2 separate regions of the Homo sapiens genome follow, and region 1 is linked to region 2. The links are chromatin contacts, found by Hi-C or POLR2A ChIA-PET in ENCODE. All regions are on one chromosome and are shown on one strand. The core of a region is the stretch at or near the end of the contact, and the rest is flanking DNA. Distances in the headings are between cores, read along the strand shown. Region 1 overlaps USP42 (ubiquitin specific peptidase 42). Region 2 overlaps EIF2AK1 (eukaryotic translation initiation factor 2 alpha kinase 1).

Region 1 (7,177 bases), core at 363-2,862, 140 kb before region 2:
AACAGCCTTTTCCCTGGACACAGATGGTCCATACGCTGAGCCACGTGAAACTGCTGATGTTTTGTTTAGATGCACACACATGGCAGCGTTTCATACAGGTCAGCAGGTTAGACCGGCTTTTGACCATATTCATCGCTATTTAAAACCTGTGGCAAAATGAACGCTTATTTTACAGACTTTCTAATTTGACCAGATTTCTTAATGAATAGACACAGAATTAACTAAAAACAGTCTCACCCCATGTAGTGCGCCGTGTCCTGAGAGAGGTGCCCTCCCTACGAGGAGGGAAGAACAGGCCCTGGGGTGCAGAGGCCCGGCACGTAGAGAACCCAGATAGACGCCGGTGGTGGAACTGGTCAAACTCCACGCCCGCCTGGGAGGTTGTCAGGTTGCTGTGGATGTAAGGATAGGAGGTGCCCAGTGCTCCGCTCAAGGAAGGCTGGATCTGGGCCCCACCTACAGAGAGGGCTCAGGGCTGGACCGGGGGCATTGTGTGCTTGGGCCGACCCGGGCCGGTGGCAGACGCTGTTCTCTGTCGGGAGATTTGCGTCCCCAGGACCCTGTTACACAGTGGGCTGTTGGGTTGGTGGCTGGCTTTTCCTCTATGGACTTCCTCTTCCTGCCCCACCTGCATAGGCACACACACCTTGAATCTGCACCCTCTGGAGGGCATCTGTACTCCTGTGCAAAATGCCCAGTCCAGAGACAAAACCTCAGACTTTGTGCACCTAGGTTTCCTTCTCAGCAGCGGAGACTGTTCTTTGAGTTGCCTTGAAGTGGAGGCCGAGCGGCTGCGGGCCCTTCGCCTCCCTGCGGCTGACCTTGATGTAGCTTTAAGTCACACTAGACTGCAGAGGGGTCCGAGGCCAGAAACCCCTGTCCTGCATCAGACTTTCATTCCCACGTTCTTAGGCTTTGTTACTGATACCTCAAATCGGAAGTTTTAGTTCTGAGAAAGGCAAGTCAGCGTTCTTGAAATGCCTGACTGGTAGATATGCAACTCTGGCCTCCAGTCTTCCATGAAAATAAATGCTGCCTGGACCCCCACCCAGACCACACACTGACGGCCGGCTCCGGCGGTGCCCACCCCTCAGGCTGGCCCGGCACCCAAGACTGGCCACAGCCAGCTCTGTCAGCATGTTGTGCTCGGACAAGCTGTTTCCTTCTTCTGACCAACCCAGGTGTGACCTGGGGATGCAGAGCTTTCTGTTTTGGGTGTTGGGAGAAGCAGCAGGAAGGAGTCGCCAGATGATCAAGCTCCCCCTTTGCTGTCATCTGTGAATGAGCTTCGCCAGGTGGTGGGCACCTGGGAGCCATGCAGAGGCTGTGGTGCTGAGTTAGACTCCAGGTACTTTGTGGTCAAAGGAAATCGCCTAGCTCCAGGCTGTGTTAGGACAGTATTAGCATGAAGGCTGTGCGACCATCATGCCTGCTGATCCTTGAGGCAGGCCTGGTCCAGAAAACTCTGGGTCAGTGACTGCGCAGGGCCAGCCGCTACCAGGACGGCCCTGAAACAGGACACATCTGTTTTTTGTCCCTCACCCTGGGCAGGCCGCGTCACAATCACAGTCCTCCTCCTCCCCACCCTGACGTCTGAGCGCAGGGCTTGAATTGTTAGTCCCAACTCTGGCCAAAGATACTTTTTTCCAGAGACAGAGGCCAGGAGGCAGTGAGGGGAGCCCCGCGGGGAGGCGGCGGCGACTGCCACAGCCCTTCCAGCCTGTCTTGCTGGCCGCCCTGGTTCATATTTGAGTTTAATTGTACTGACCCTGGACCCAGATAAGCAGCAACTTTGTGTCTTTGGGGTCACAGAACATTTTGGGGCAGTTTAATGTGGTACCAAACTGAAAATAGGAGCTATTTATAGATGGAGCAGCACTTAGTGCTTCATAGAAAGCAATGCCTATTTTTAAAGTTACAAACGCAGATATCTACATAGATATGCTTTGCTGAGAAGTTAGGTCTGTGGTAGACCAGAAACCACAAATTGACTTTTTTTCTTAGAAAATATTTCTATTTGCGGTAAATATAGTAATATGTAAATAATGTACATCTGTTGATTTCTGGAGTGTCTGTTATTCAATGATGTATATACTCCCACAGCTCGCATGAAGGAACAGCCTCTATTGATACTTGGTTGTAAAGTGAAGTAAGATTGGAGGGTGGATGGCTGTCAGAGCTCTTGCAGATACTGTGTTCACTAAATAAAAATCACATGTATTGTTAAAACAAGCCTAAGACTTGGTTCTTTAAAACAGATATTGTTGGGTCCAGCAAACACCCCTCCAATTTTCCTTTGCCCGTCCGAGGTGGGATGGCCTGGCCGAAGGTGCCGACTTCGGCAGGAGCACTTACTTGAAGGTTTTAAGAAAGTGAATTCAGATGATGACAGGAAGGAGTCTGGAAGCAAATGGGGAAAACAACAGTAAAAAGACGCCAAGTGTGTGATTTGCTGCCATTTATATACTATAGAAATTTTACATGCTGTATATTTACAGTGGGGCAAGTGCTTTTTTAATCTTTAGAAAAACAAAGATCAAACTTTAAACATCTCTGAACAACACAAACTGTATAAACCATACAGATTATTCAGATACAAACTGTATTAAATACAGTTTTCCCCACTCCATCTCCTGATGCAGGACCAGTGAATTATAAGTGTATCACAGTTTGATAGCATATCCATATTAAAAATAAAATCACAGTATGATTGTGTCTGTAACTAGAAACTCGAAGGGACCAAGCAGACAACGGAGACTCCAGTATCAGTGAAGACAAGAGACGCTGTATCAAAAAGTGTTGTGTAATAGAAACATACTGTCGGCTTTACAAATCATGTCTGGGTTATACATTCATAATGTAAATACTCATCATAACTGGGAAATTGATTGATTGGAACAGTTCCACAAAGTTCAAAAACAGAACTTGTCTATAAAATACATCTTCAAATCTTGAATACAACTAAAATAAGCAAATTAGTTTCTAGTATCAGACATTACAGAAAACAGACTGCTCTCCAAAGTCTAGGTGAGAGCTTGTGAGTTTTTAAATAAGTCTTTAAATTAAATATACACACTGTCAGTTTGTACTTTTGACAATTCCATGGTCTCCCGGTTGGTCTTGCACCAGATGTCTAACTTGGAGGAACATTACATGAAATACAAGTAATCGACCTGAGTCTGTAATTAAGCAGCATTTGAGATGTTCTATTCCAGGGCATTATTTCAATGGGATTTATATACACGGTATTTTACAATGGTCAGCAGTGGTAGAAAGTGTTCGTCCATTCGGAATAAGGGTAATTAAGAAAAGGTAAAAACTAAAAAAAAAGTTCTCCATGGTAAAATCTGTACAGTATTTACTAAAGAAGCACCACGCAGATTGGAACAGAGTTATTGTCTATCTTTATAATTTAAGCTGGGCTGGGGATGGCTTCTGTTGAACGCGTTGAATCTGAAAGACAAGAGGCGCAGGGTTAGTGAGTTGGAGGCAGGCGGCGGCGTGTAGGGCTTATTCCCGGACGCCCTGCCAGCTGCTCCCGAAGGCTGGGGAAGCTCTTCCTTGAGGAGATCACTCTGCCTTCTCTGCCTTCCTGAGTGGAAATGAGGGAACTGGCGGTGCGGGCAGCTCAGCCAGGGAGGCGCCATCTGCTGGGCCCGGCCACCACCCGCCCCAGATGCCTCCTCCACCTCCATCCTCACAGCCCCTCACTCAGGAAGTTTAGCTCCTTAATTAGGGTTGGGCCTCTCCCTTGAGGACACATTGATAAAGCCTGTTAATTAACGGCCAATTAATCCACAGACTCTTCACTTGGCAATTCATTTTAAATTCCTCTTGCTGACTACATGTGACAGACACATTTGGACAAAGTTTCCTTTCAAGGGAAAAATGGTTCACTGTCCCCTCTAGCTCCACAAGGGTCAGGTATAAAACCAGTGACTCTCCCAGGACCGCTGTGTGAAGTGATCCAACAAAGCCCCACAGCTCCGAGGTCCTGATCTGCCGCCCGGCCCTGGGCCACCTTCCTATGGTTTTGTACGGTGGCTGCTGGGGGGGTGCTGGCTCCAGCTCAGTGCCACCTCGGGGCGCAGACAGCAGCACAGGGGACGGGACGGACGAGGGAGCAAGGCTCCGCTCTCCTGAGTGAGGTGCCTGTGCTGGGGACCGGGCCTCTCCCTTCCCAGATGTTTATCAAAGGCCCGTGGGCTCTGCCGCTGTGAGCCGGGTTGGCTTTTCCCAAGTGAGGCACAAGGGAACAGGGCGACTCTGCCTGCGTGAAGGATGCGGGTCTTCCCCAGCCAGTAATGCAAACGTGATGAGGTGGAGGGTCTAGGTCTGTCCCCAAGCGCGTGGCCTGGGTCTGGGCTGGCTGGGAACCTGCCGGGGCCTCTCCATGGCTCTGCCAACTCCTATGAGCCCAGCCCCCAGGCAGAGCCGCAGAATTAAAACTCCTCTGCCTGCGTCCCCTCAGCGCCACCACAAACAATGAGGAAACAGACAGGAAAACAGCTTACCATAACTAGTGAATTTTTTGTTTTGAGGCTGAGTTTTCAATCACCTAGAAAGCAAAGGTCAGGAAAGAGATTTTAATGATGGTTGCAAAATCGCCAGGGCCTCTGCTGTGTGTGTGCGTTAAGTGGCTATGGTCAGAGTCACTGCGGTTCCCTGTGAGCGCCTGAGGCCACTCCCCAGTGAGGTGAGCAGGGATGTCCCAGCGCTCAGCGGCTGCTCCCAGGGTTTTACTGATGTCAAAGGGTTTACGTGATGACTGAGGGCTCCATCCAACCCACACGCAGCCTGATGTTAGAACAGATATCAGGCCCAAGAACTGAACTGGGCGGAACAGAGCCAGAGGAGGAGTTTGAAAGAGAAAGACAAGGGGCCGAAGTCCAGGGTAGAGGGGGACCCGCAGGACCACAGGACGCTGGGTGAGGCGGGGCCGGGCAGCGGCCTTCTCAGAAGGACAAGAAAGGCTCCTCAGTCTGCTCGCAGCAGAAGCGCCAGCTGCAAACCCTGTCATCGGTGCAGTGGGACGGGGACGGAAACACAGGGCCACCACACAGACAACGCCTGACCACAGCACCCGAGACACGAGGCAAACAAGATCACGTTCAACCTCCCTCCCGCTGGACCAGCTGCCTCGGGGGCCATCACTGTCTCCCAGTAGCCCCAGCTGGAAGCCCATGATCCTGGGAGCCTGCACCACACTCAGAATGAGCCCATCCACTGCATCCTCGGATCCTCGGGTACCAAGCAGCCCTCACGAATCTCCTTCCCCGATTCGCTGAAATGGGAACGCAAAACCAATTCTGAAATGTCCAGAACGTCTACAAGGCCCGCAGGCAACCCGTCCTCACCGGCAGTGCTGGTGCCTGTCCTCATCTCCGGCTGTTTCCCCAGCACTCCATGGGCAAATGTCCCCCATGGGGCTCACCCCGCAACCCCCAGCTCTCTCTCACACACTCTAAGGACCGTTTACCCCTCAATCAACAATGCATGCTGGCTCTGGGCTGCTGGGAGGGACAGGCCTTCCCCAGAACACACAGCTCCACCTAACCCACAACTCAGCCGAGAAGCAAAAGGCCTCAGGGCAGCCCTGAAGATTCGTCAAAAGCCCCTGGGAGGAGGGGATGCGCTTCACACGTGAACACAAACAATGGGCGTCCAGGCAGGGGTGACAAACCCTTTCTGTCAAGGGGCAATAATAAACATTTTCCGCTTTGCGAGCCACACGGTCCCTGCCCTGCCGCAGCCACTCACCTCTGCCAGGCAGTGACAGCGAAGCCGCCAGACAGCGTGGGAACGCACCTGGCTGCGCCCCAATCAAGCCACAGACACTGAGGTCTGAATTTCACATCATTTTCATGTGAAACGCATTGTTCTTTGGGATTATTTCCAACCACTTAAAAAGGTTAAAACCATTCTTAACTCCAAGTTCATACAAAGTCTGGTGACTGGCCGAAGTTGGCCCCAGGGCTGCAGTTTGCCAGCCTCCGCTCTAGGTCCACTGACTCGAGTGACATCCGCTTCTAACAGGCTCACAGCTCCTCTCGAGGGTGAGCGGTCACCGGACACCAACGGGAGAGGAAGTGGGGGGCTGCCTCAAGTGCAGTAAGAGCACAGCGTGTGGCCACAGGACGGAGACACAGCCCCACAGGGCAGAAGAGAATCCAGGACACCTGGCAGGGGCAGCCAGCGCTCTGCCACATGGAGGCCTCTGCAGTGTCACTCAAGCAGAGGCTGGTGCCCACGCTTCTAAGGAACCAAGCGAGCAAATCAGTACCGAGCATCAGGGTGCACTCAGAATGCTACAGGTTTAAGGATTCGGGAGAGTAACGTATACGCTGCAAAAGTATTTCTATCAAAAATGCTTTAAAACCAAGAGTTCTCGAGACCATCCTGGCTAACACGGTGAAACACCGTCTCTACTAAAAACACAAAATTTAGCCGGGCGTGGTGGCGGGCGCCTGTAGTCCCGGCTACTCAGGAGGCTGAGGCAGGAGAACAGCATGAACCTGGGAGGCAGAGGTTGCAGTGAGCTGAGATCGCCGCCACTGCACTCCAGCCTGGGCAATAGAGCAAGACTCCGTCTCAAAAAATAAAATAAATAAAATAAAATAAAATAAAACCAAACCAAACCAAGAGTTCTGGTCCTTTGCAAGGCAAAGTCAGATGCCTAGAGCTGTACGTTCCAGGGCTTTGGTGACACAGGTAGTGCTGCCCTCAGTCCTGTGTCACTTAGGCCTTCAATAAACGCTAAGGGCTTAACTGTGCAACGGAACCACACTGCAGGGATGAGCACTGAGGCCAGACCAGGCAGGGCAGGGGTGCTCTGAGTAACTGTGCCCTTTGATGCCACCTGAGGTTTTCTTTCTACATGTTAATCACCTTTGCAAAGAAAATGTATTAAGAAATAGTTTCTATCTTCCTAATTCCAAGTATCTCCTCTTACCCTGGCCATACTCAAAGAGACGACACCTGTCATCCCTGCTTTCCATCCGTAAGTGTTTCGTTTTCTCACGGAAAGGTCCGACGCCTTCCAGAGGCGGGCCACCAGAGAGAGGAAAGCCACCCTGGGCTCTCCGGAACTGGGCGACAGTCTCCAAGCTGGTGACCCTGGGTAAGTGCAGTTCTGAATCTTTAACAAAGTCCTCTGATTTTCTTGAATGTCTCTTCT
Region 2 (7,396 bases), core at 612-3,111:
GGGTCTTGCTCTGTTGCCCAGGTTGGATTGCAGTGGTGTCATCATAGCTCATGGCAGCCTCCAACTCCTGGGCTCAAGTGATCCTCCCACCTCAGCCTCCCATGTAACTGTGACTTCAAGAGTTGTGCTACCACACCCAGCTAATAAAAAAAATTATTTGTAGAGATGGGTCTTGCTTTGTCCAGGTTGGTCTCAAACTCCTGGCCTCAAATGATTCTCCTCCCTTGGCCTCCCAAAGTGCTGGGATTAAGGCATGAACCTCTGCGCCTGGCCTAAATCGATTTTGAAATGAGCTTTCCCTTTAAAACATCACTGTTCACCTCAGGAAGCTAGAATTCATGGAAGCCTGTTTTCAGCCTTTCTTCTCATTGGTTTTTTTCAAGCTTTGGTAAATAAACACCAAGGGGAAGCCTGCCCCTTGACTCCCCTTGAAATAGAACGAACATGCTGTAAAGTTTGAATCTCCCTTGTTCCTGGAAGAAATGCTAAAATCCATTTTTCAAAACAACAGGCTAGTAAAATTTTCTTCCTTTTGATGGCGCATTGAGCTTTTTAGTGATTAGGAAAGAGCTGTCAGAAAAAATGATGGCTGCCCCTAAAATCTTGTTTAGTGAAGACCTTCCTAAAAAATCTGTTTTTAGGAGTAGTATCACAGATTTTATGCAGTTTGTTAAATGTCACCAAGGACACTTGGTAAGAATGAGTGGAGGCAGAGGTGAGACCGGAGGAGAACCCGCGACCTTCTGTGGCTCCCCCGCAGCTGACACTAGCAGGCGTGAGCTCACATCATTGCCTGGGTCAGGCCTGGATTGTTAAGGGGTGCTGAAGACAGTTGTATGGTCGTGACTGCTGTGGGTGGGGATTATCCCTGCCCTCCACCTGACCATCCATTCTGCGTGCCCACGGATGCCCCTTTTTGAGGTTGTGAAAGTCCCTGTCACTGATGAGCTATCCTGCTCTGTTCCCTTCCTTGTGGGTGACCGTATATCCTCATTCTTAGAAACCCTCTCCTGTTTGGAGGGTGGAACACGGAAATGGAAACGTTCTTCTAACTTTGTATTTCACTACTGAGTTCCCCTTTTTTTCTTTTTCCAGTCAGATATGTACAGCTTGGGTGTGGTCCTGCTAGAGCTCTTTCAGCCGTTTGGAACAGAAATGGAGCGAGCAGAAGTTCTAACAGGTTTAAGAACTGGTCAGTTGCCGGAATCCCTCCGTAAAAGGTGTCCAGTGCAAGCCAAGTATATCCAGCACTTAACGAGAAGGAACTCATCGCAGAGACCATCTGCCATTCAGCTGCTGCAGAGTGAACTTTTCCAAAATTCTGGAAATGTATGTGCTTTTCTTTCTCTTGGTCCTGGAGTGAAGGTGGTTTTTATTGCCTCTCTTGGGGAAGGAAGCGGTTGGGTGGTGCCCCCGGAGGCTGGGGCTGGAAGAGCCAGATGATGGTTCTGGAGGCGGGGCCTGTTTGTTCTCGTCCACTTCCTGGCACTCAGCTGCAGGGTGTGCTGGCAGGACTCACTCCCCTTGGGGTAGCAGCTGTGGCCTCAGCAGGCACAGGAGGTATCTGCTGGTGTTCACAAAGAGGAGCGGAGGGCTGGGGGCCAACCCCACAGCGAAGGCCGGTAGGAAACTTCCTGGGGCCTGGTGGGTGAGACTCCTTCCCGGAAAGGCCGGAGGGGCCCGCAGGGTTTGCACCTTCTCATGGCTAGGCCTTTAGATGTCCAGGTCAAACTCTGACCCTTCACCACCTGCCTGCTGTTCTGGGCTGTCTGTATGTCTGCCGGGGGCTCATCACTGGCAGGGCTGGTGACCCCGGAAGTGGTGGGCGGGTCCCTCGAGGGTGTTTTGGTCACTGGTGAGTTCAGCACTCTATTGGGAATTTCCAGTTGTACATGATCCTGGTACCTCCCCGGGTAGTGCTGAAGAGTGTGCCCGATGGGGTTGCTGCATTCCCTGCGCAGTACACAGTCATTGGACCACCGGGGAGAGGCAGGGGTGGCCTGGCGTGGGGGTCCGGCTGCAGCTGCTGCCCTGGACATGGTCTCTGTACATGTTTTTTTTTTAAATGCTGAGGAAAATATGAAGCTTAAAATAGAATTTGTTCAAATTGTGAATCCTGGCCAGGCGGGGTGGCTCATGCCTGTAATCCCAGGCATGGGATTTTGGGAGGCAGAGGTGGGAGGATTGCCTGATGTTAGGAGTTCAAGACCAGCCCGGCCAACATGGTGAAACCCCATCTACTAAAAGTACAAAAATTAGCCGGGCGTGGTGGTGCACACCTGTAATCCCACCTCCTTGGGAGGCTGAGGCAGGACAGTCACTTGAACTGGGAGGCGGAGGTTGCAGTGAGCTGAGATCACACCACTGTACTCCAGCCTCGGCGAAAGAGCGAGACTCCGTCTCAATATAAATAGTGAACCCTGTTTCAGTGAATAGTCGAGCTTAGACTCATATTTGTGCAAACAAAATATTTAAACCCATTCTCAGAGTTCCCTGACTGTATCAAGCACTAGGTTGAATACCAGTAGCATGCTTATATTCATTGTCCACGTAAGCAGGTTGACTCCCCACCGCCTGTCTACTCTAAGAGTTACAAGCATTGGGCGTGGTGGCTCACGCCTGTAATCCCAGCACTTTGGGAGGCTGAGGCAGGCGGATCATGAGGTCAGGAGTTCAAGACCAGCCTGACCAACATGGTAAAACCCCATCTCTACTAAAAATACAAAAATTAGCCGGTGTGAGCTACCATGCCCAGCCACAGATGTGGTTCTTGAAACCAAGTATAAACATTTATCTTCATATATGAAGGGGATTTTCTGATGCTCAGTTAAGATAGCTATTAGAGACCATAGTTATTTAGTATTTATGGTAAGGATTTCTACTATCTTGCAAAAGTTTTTTGTATAAAATGAAACCTTGGCTGGGTGTGGTGGCTCACACCTGTAATTCCAGCACTTTGGGAGGTCGAGGCGGGTGGGTCACTTGAGGTAAGGAGTTTGAGACCGGCCTGGCCAACATGGCGAAACCTCATCTCTACTAAAAATACAGAAACTAGCTGGGCTTGTATGAGAGCGCCTGTAATCCCAGCTACTTGGGTGGCTGAGGCACGAGAATAGCTTGAACTGGGGAGGCACAGGTTGCAGTGAGCCAAGATCATGCCACTGTACTCCAGCCTGGGCGACAGAGCGAGACTCTGTCTCAAAAAAAAAAAAAAAAAGTTATTTTAATGGAGTTTAAAATATTTTCTCCTTACAGGTTAACCTCACCCTACAGATGAAGATAATAGAGCAAGAAAAAGAAATTGCAGAACTAAAGAAGCAGCTAAACCTCCTTTCTCAAGACAAAGGGGTGAGGGATGACGGAAAGGATGGGGGCGTGGGATGAAAGTGGACTTAACTTTTAAGGTAGTTAACTGGAATGTAAATTTTTAATCTTTATTAGGGTATAGTTGGTACAATGCTTCGTTGTATTTAGTAAGCCTTTACAAGACTTGTTAAAGATGTCAGAGTGCCCCAAGCTGCCGTTCCTTCCCTTCCTGCCCCACAAGCTCCTTTTCCTGAATTTCCTACCTAAATATTAACCATATGCCTAGTCTCTGAAACTAAAAACTTGGACCTCATCCTCAATTATTTTCTCCTTTCAACTCTGTTGACCCTCTGTCTGGTCTTCCTCTAGAAGGTACCGCAGAAATTGATGTGTGCTCCCTGCCCTCGTCACTGCCCAAGCCCGGGCCTGCACATACTCACTGGACTGTTCCAGTTTTGACAGCTGCCAGTCTTCCTGCCCCTTTCACACTGCAGCTGAAGTTCATTACCTGAAGGACGCCTCATCATTTCATTCCTTGGCTCCAAACCTTCTGCTGCCTCTAAGATAAAAGCTCAACTTCTTAACAGTGTACAGTGTGCAACTTCCAACCTTTTTATCTGTTCTCTCCACCTTCAGTTTAGCGTCATTCCAAAACCACACCCTTGCAAAGCTTTGTACTCCGCACCCCAGATGATCTCCAGGCAGCTCAGATCTCTTTCCTGCCTTTGCCCTGCACTGTTCCCCGGTACTTCCTCCTTTATTGTAGCACTCAGCTCCCCAGCCAATCTGTACATCCCTCAGAGGCAGCGATCTGATGAATTGGTTTTTGAATCCCAGAAAGGGTCTGCCATGGAGTTGGCAGTCATCACGGTAGATGGCGTATGATTTTGCTGAATTTTAAATAAAATGAAAACCATAAATTACATGATGCTTTTATTGACACTTGACAACTGGCCTAAATAAAAAGACTCTGACTCTAATACAAGTCCCCTTACTGATAATAGGCATGAAAGAGCACCATTCTTAAAATCTAAACCCTTTAAAATCAGTTACGGCAATTCACTTAAGGAGCTTGAGGGCCGTGTTAAAAGGAGCCAGGTTTTCACAAGACCTCATCCACCTCTGCACATTGGCTGGCACTGTCACACTGCAGCCTCCGATCTGCTGGAGTACAGACCACAGCACCACGTCTGCTACGGTGAGTTCATTCCCAGCGAGCCAAGGGCTCTTCCCAAGAGCAGAGTTCATGGAGCGGAAAACAGCGGCTTTTTCTTTACTGCTTCCCTCTTTTAACTGAAAAATCGCAATATCTACCCAGCTATCTATAAGGGTTGCGTTGACAGCATTATGCTTCTGGCCAAACAGAGAGAACAAGAAACGTGCAATGTTCCCTTCGCCTTCGATGGGGCACATCGTCTGGATGCTGAATTTCATCTGCGTCTTCGGCACTGAAAAGAAAAAACACGCCAGGTAGCATCACCAGAGCAGCCCTGAGGGAAGTACTCGCACAGTGGGGAAGGGGACAGTCACCAAACACCACAGACTGATGACATGGGAAAGGGTGTTTTCAAGAAGAACATCACATTTTCAGTCTGTCTCTAAGATGCTTACTACTGAAAAGGGTTTAAGTGCAAACTATGTTAAAAAAGTAACCAAAGAGTCATTCCTGGTATTTGATTATGACACTTCTGAAGCTAGAAGGGACCTCAGACCACCTGCTCCAATCCCTGCTGCCTAAGGTTTTGGGGGCTGAGGGCTGGAAACCCAGGAGCTGCATCTCCCAGGCTCTTGGCCTCATAATCGCCTTCTGTGAGACTGAGGGCAATTAAGATATGAATGACATGAACTCGCTTATCTCCATATCAACATAAACCAGAAGAGGCATACATCTGTGGGATAGTCAATACATAACATCCTATCTTTATATGGCCATATGAGAAGATAACTTCAGTGTCCCTATGATGGTAAGTTCTTGAATGTGAGGGCAAGATGGCTGTGATAGCCATGACTCCCCGCTTTGCCTGGTTGGACAGAACCCCCTTCCCCAAATGCTCACAGTCCCCCCCTTGAGCTGTGTCTCACTCAGAGACCCTAAATTTTGCAGACGAACAAGGGCATCTTTGCGTTGCTTCATCTCTGCTCCTCCTCTAGAACTATCCCACAGGCTTTCTAGACTTAGAATATCTGACCTGATGCAAATCGCTATGTGGCCAGTATGCCACAGAATGTCCTAAACCCTTGCTGCCTCTTATCAAAACCATGTTGCACATCTCATCATATAGTACAGCTAACCCTTGAACAGTGGGGGGGTTAGGGACACTGACCCCCGACTGCTGTGCAGTCGAAAATCCACATAAAACTTCTGACTCCTTCAAAACTTAAGCACTAATAGCCTACTATTCATGGGAAGCCTTACCCATCACAGTTGATTAACACGTTTTGTATGGTCTGTATATTATATGCTATATTCTTACAATAAACTTGAGAAAATGTTAAGAAAATAATAAGGATGCTGGGCATGGTGGCTCACACCTGTAGTCCCTGCTGCTTGGGAGGCTGAGGTGGGAGGATCACTTGAGCCCAGAAGGTTGAGGCTGTGGTGAGCTATGATCGCACCACTGCACTCCAGCCTGGGAGACAAAGCAAGACCCTGCCTCTTTAAAAGAAAATGATAATGAATTTACTATTCATTAAGTTGAAGTGGATCATCATGAAGGTCTTCATCCCACTGTCCTCATGTCGCTGAGGAAGAGGGGTTGGTCTTGCTGTCTTGGGTGGAAGAGGTGGAGGAGGTAGAAAGGGAGGCAGGAAAGGACGAGAGGCAAGCACGGTGTAACTTTAGGGAAATACATCATAATTTGTCTGACTTTTTGCCTTTTGATTTCTCTAAAAATAGTTGTGTGCAGCATCAACCCTTCCACTGCTTGCTTTAGTTTCAGTGCTTATATCATAGAAGACTCCAGGTCGTAAAAGAAGTCAAAAGCAGCCTTGAATAATCAGAAGCCTTCTCCCAGACTGTCTAATGGAAATCTGTTTTCCAGCCCGGCTTCTCCTAGGTCTTCTTCCTCAACGTCTGGCACTGGTTTGGAAGCACTTCTCTCCATTAAGCTGTCTTATGTTAATTCTTCTGTGCAGTGTCTGTCAGCCCTTGAATTTCTCCAAGATCTATACCCTGAAACTCTTCACCACCCACTTTTGCCCCATCTATGATCTATTTCATGGTTTCCTTGATTGTCGTAAATCCTATGAAGTCACGCACATCTGGACACAGGTTTCTCCAGGAGGAATGTACTGTTTCACCATGATGGCTTTCACAGCTTTTTATACGATGATGGCCTCTTCAATGATGTAATCCTTCCAGACTCTTCAAGATGTTCTAATCAGGGTTCTCTTTTTTTTTTTTTTTTTTTTTGAGATGGAGTCTTGCTCTGTCACCCAGGCTGGAGTGCAGTGGCGCGATCTCACTACAACCTTCACCTCCTGGGTTCAAGCAATTCTCCTGCCTCAGCCTCCAAAGTAGCTGGAATTACAGGCATGCGCCACCATGCCCAGCCAGGGTTCTCTTTCATAGCACTGACAATTTCATAGAGTACTGTGTGTAATGAGCCTGGGGGCAAGTAGACGACTTTGACGCCCTTGGTGTTAACTCGTGGGGCTCTGAGTGCCTGCAGCATTGAAGAACTTTAAAAAGGTGTACCTTACTGGCAAGGTACATCCTGACTTCAAGGACAAGGCATCAATGGAATTAATCCAGAAAAAGCGTTCTTGTCCAGACGTTGTACAACCAAAAGATCAGCAGCTGTGTTTATCTTTTCCCGTTAAGTCTCAGGTGTTAGCAGTTTTATAGGTAAGAGCTCGCCTGATCATAAACACAGCTGCACCTGCACAAAACAGGACAGTTAGCTTAGCCCTGCGTGCCTTCAATCCTGGGGCTCACTTCCCTTCTTTACTTAATAGATGTCCTTTGTGGTTCCCTCCCATGCCCCCAGATTAGGGCAGTTTTGTCTGCATTAAAAACCTGTTGACACAGGTATCCCATCTCCTCCATGATTTTCTTTATGGCATCTGGGAACTTGTCTGCTGCCTCTTG

The links. Hi-C counts contacts between places; a loop is a spot of excess contacts on that map. ChIA-PET counts read pairs that join two places held with the same protein, here RNA polymerase II (POLR2A). Pooled maps may share reads with other maps.
Region 1: a pooled map shows a loop between it and region 2 (2.1-fold over the local background). The contact joins two enhancer-like sites. A Hi-C loop is called at or near these places in 1 of 50 pooled maps. POLR2A ChIA-PET finds 5 or more read pairs at or near these places in 4 of 52 experiments (H1, PC-9, WTC11 and 1 more).

The regions. Positions count from the first base shown.
Region 1 is chr7:6,156,831-6,164,007 of GRCh38, reverse strand. USP42 (ubiquitin specific peptidase 42) reads right to left here. Exons shown (of 18, transcript NM_032172.3): 16 at 6,953-7,177; 17 at 4,515-4,558; 18 at 2,444-3,453. The coding sequence ends at 4,551. It overlaps CYTH3 (cytohesin 3), which reads left to right. Exons shown (of 13, transcript NM_004227.4): 13 at 1-2,229. Among named protein-coding and RNA genes, the nearest start is that of USP42, 55 kb to the right of the region's middle. Within about 2 kb of position 1,612, at least 14 of the 41 ENCODE cell types and tissues checked have a DNase peak (open chromatin) inside an H3K27ac peak, as active enhancers do.
Region 2 is chr7:6,020,661-6,028,056 of GRCh38, reverse strand. EIF2AK1 (eukaryotic translation initiation factor 2 alpha kinase 1) reads left to right here. Exons shown (of 15, transcript NM_014413.4): 14 at 1,096-1,329; 15 at 3,256-5,810. The coding sequence ends at 3,384. It overlaps AIMP2 (aminoacyl tRNA synthetase complex interacting multifunctional protein 2), which reads right to left. Exons shown (of 4, transcript NM_006303.4): 4 at 4,223-4,754. The coding sequence ends at 4,366. Among named protein-coding and RNA genes, the nearest start is that of ANKRD61, 7.0 kb to the left of the region's middle. RefSeq lists enhancers at 1,341-1,390, 1,253-1,753. Within about 2 kb of position 1,861, at least 23 of the 41 ENCODE cell types and tissues checked have a DNase peak (open chromatin) inside an H3K27ac peak, as active enhancers do.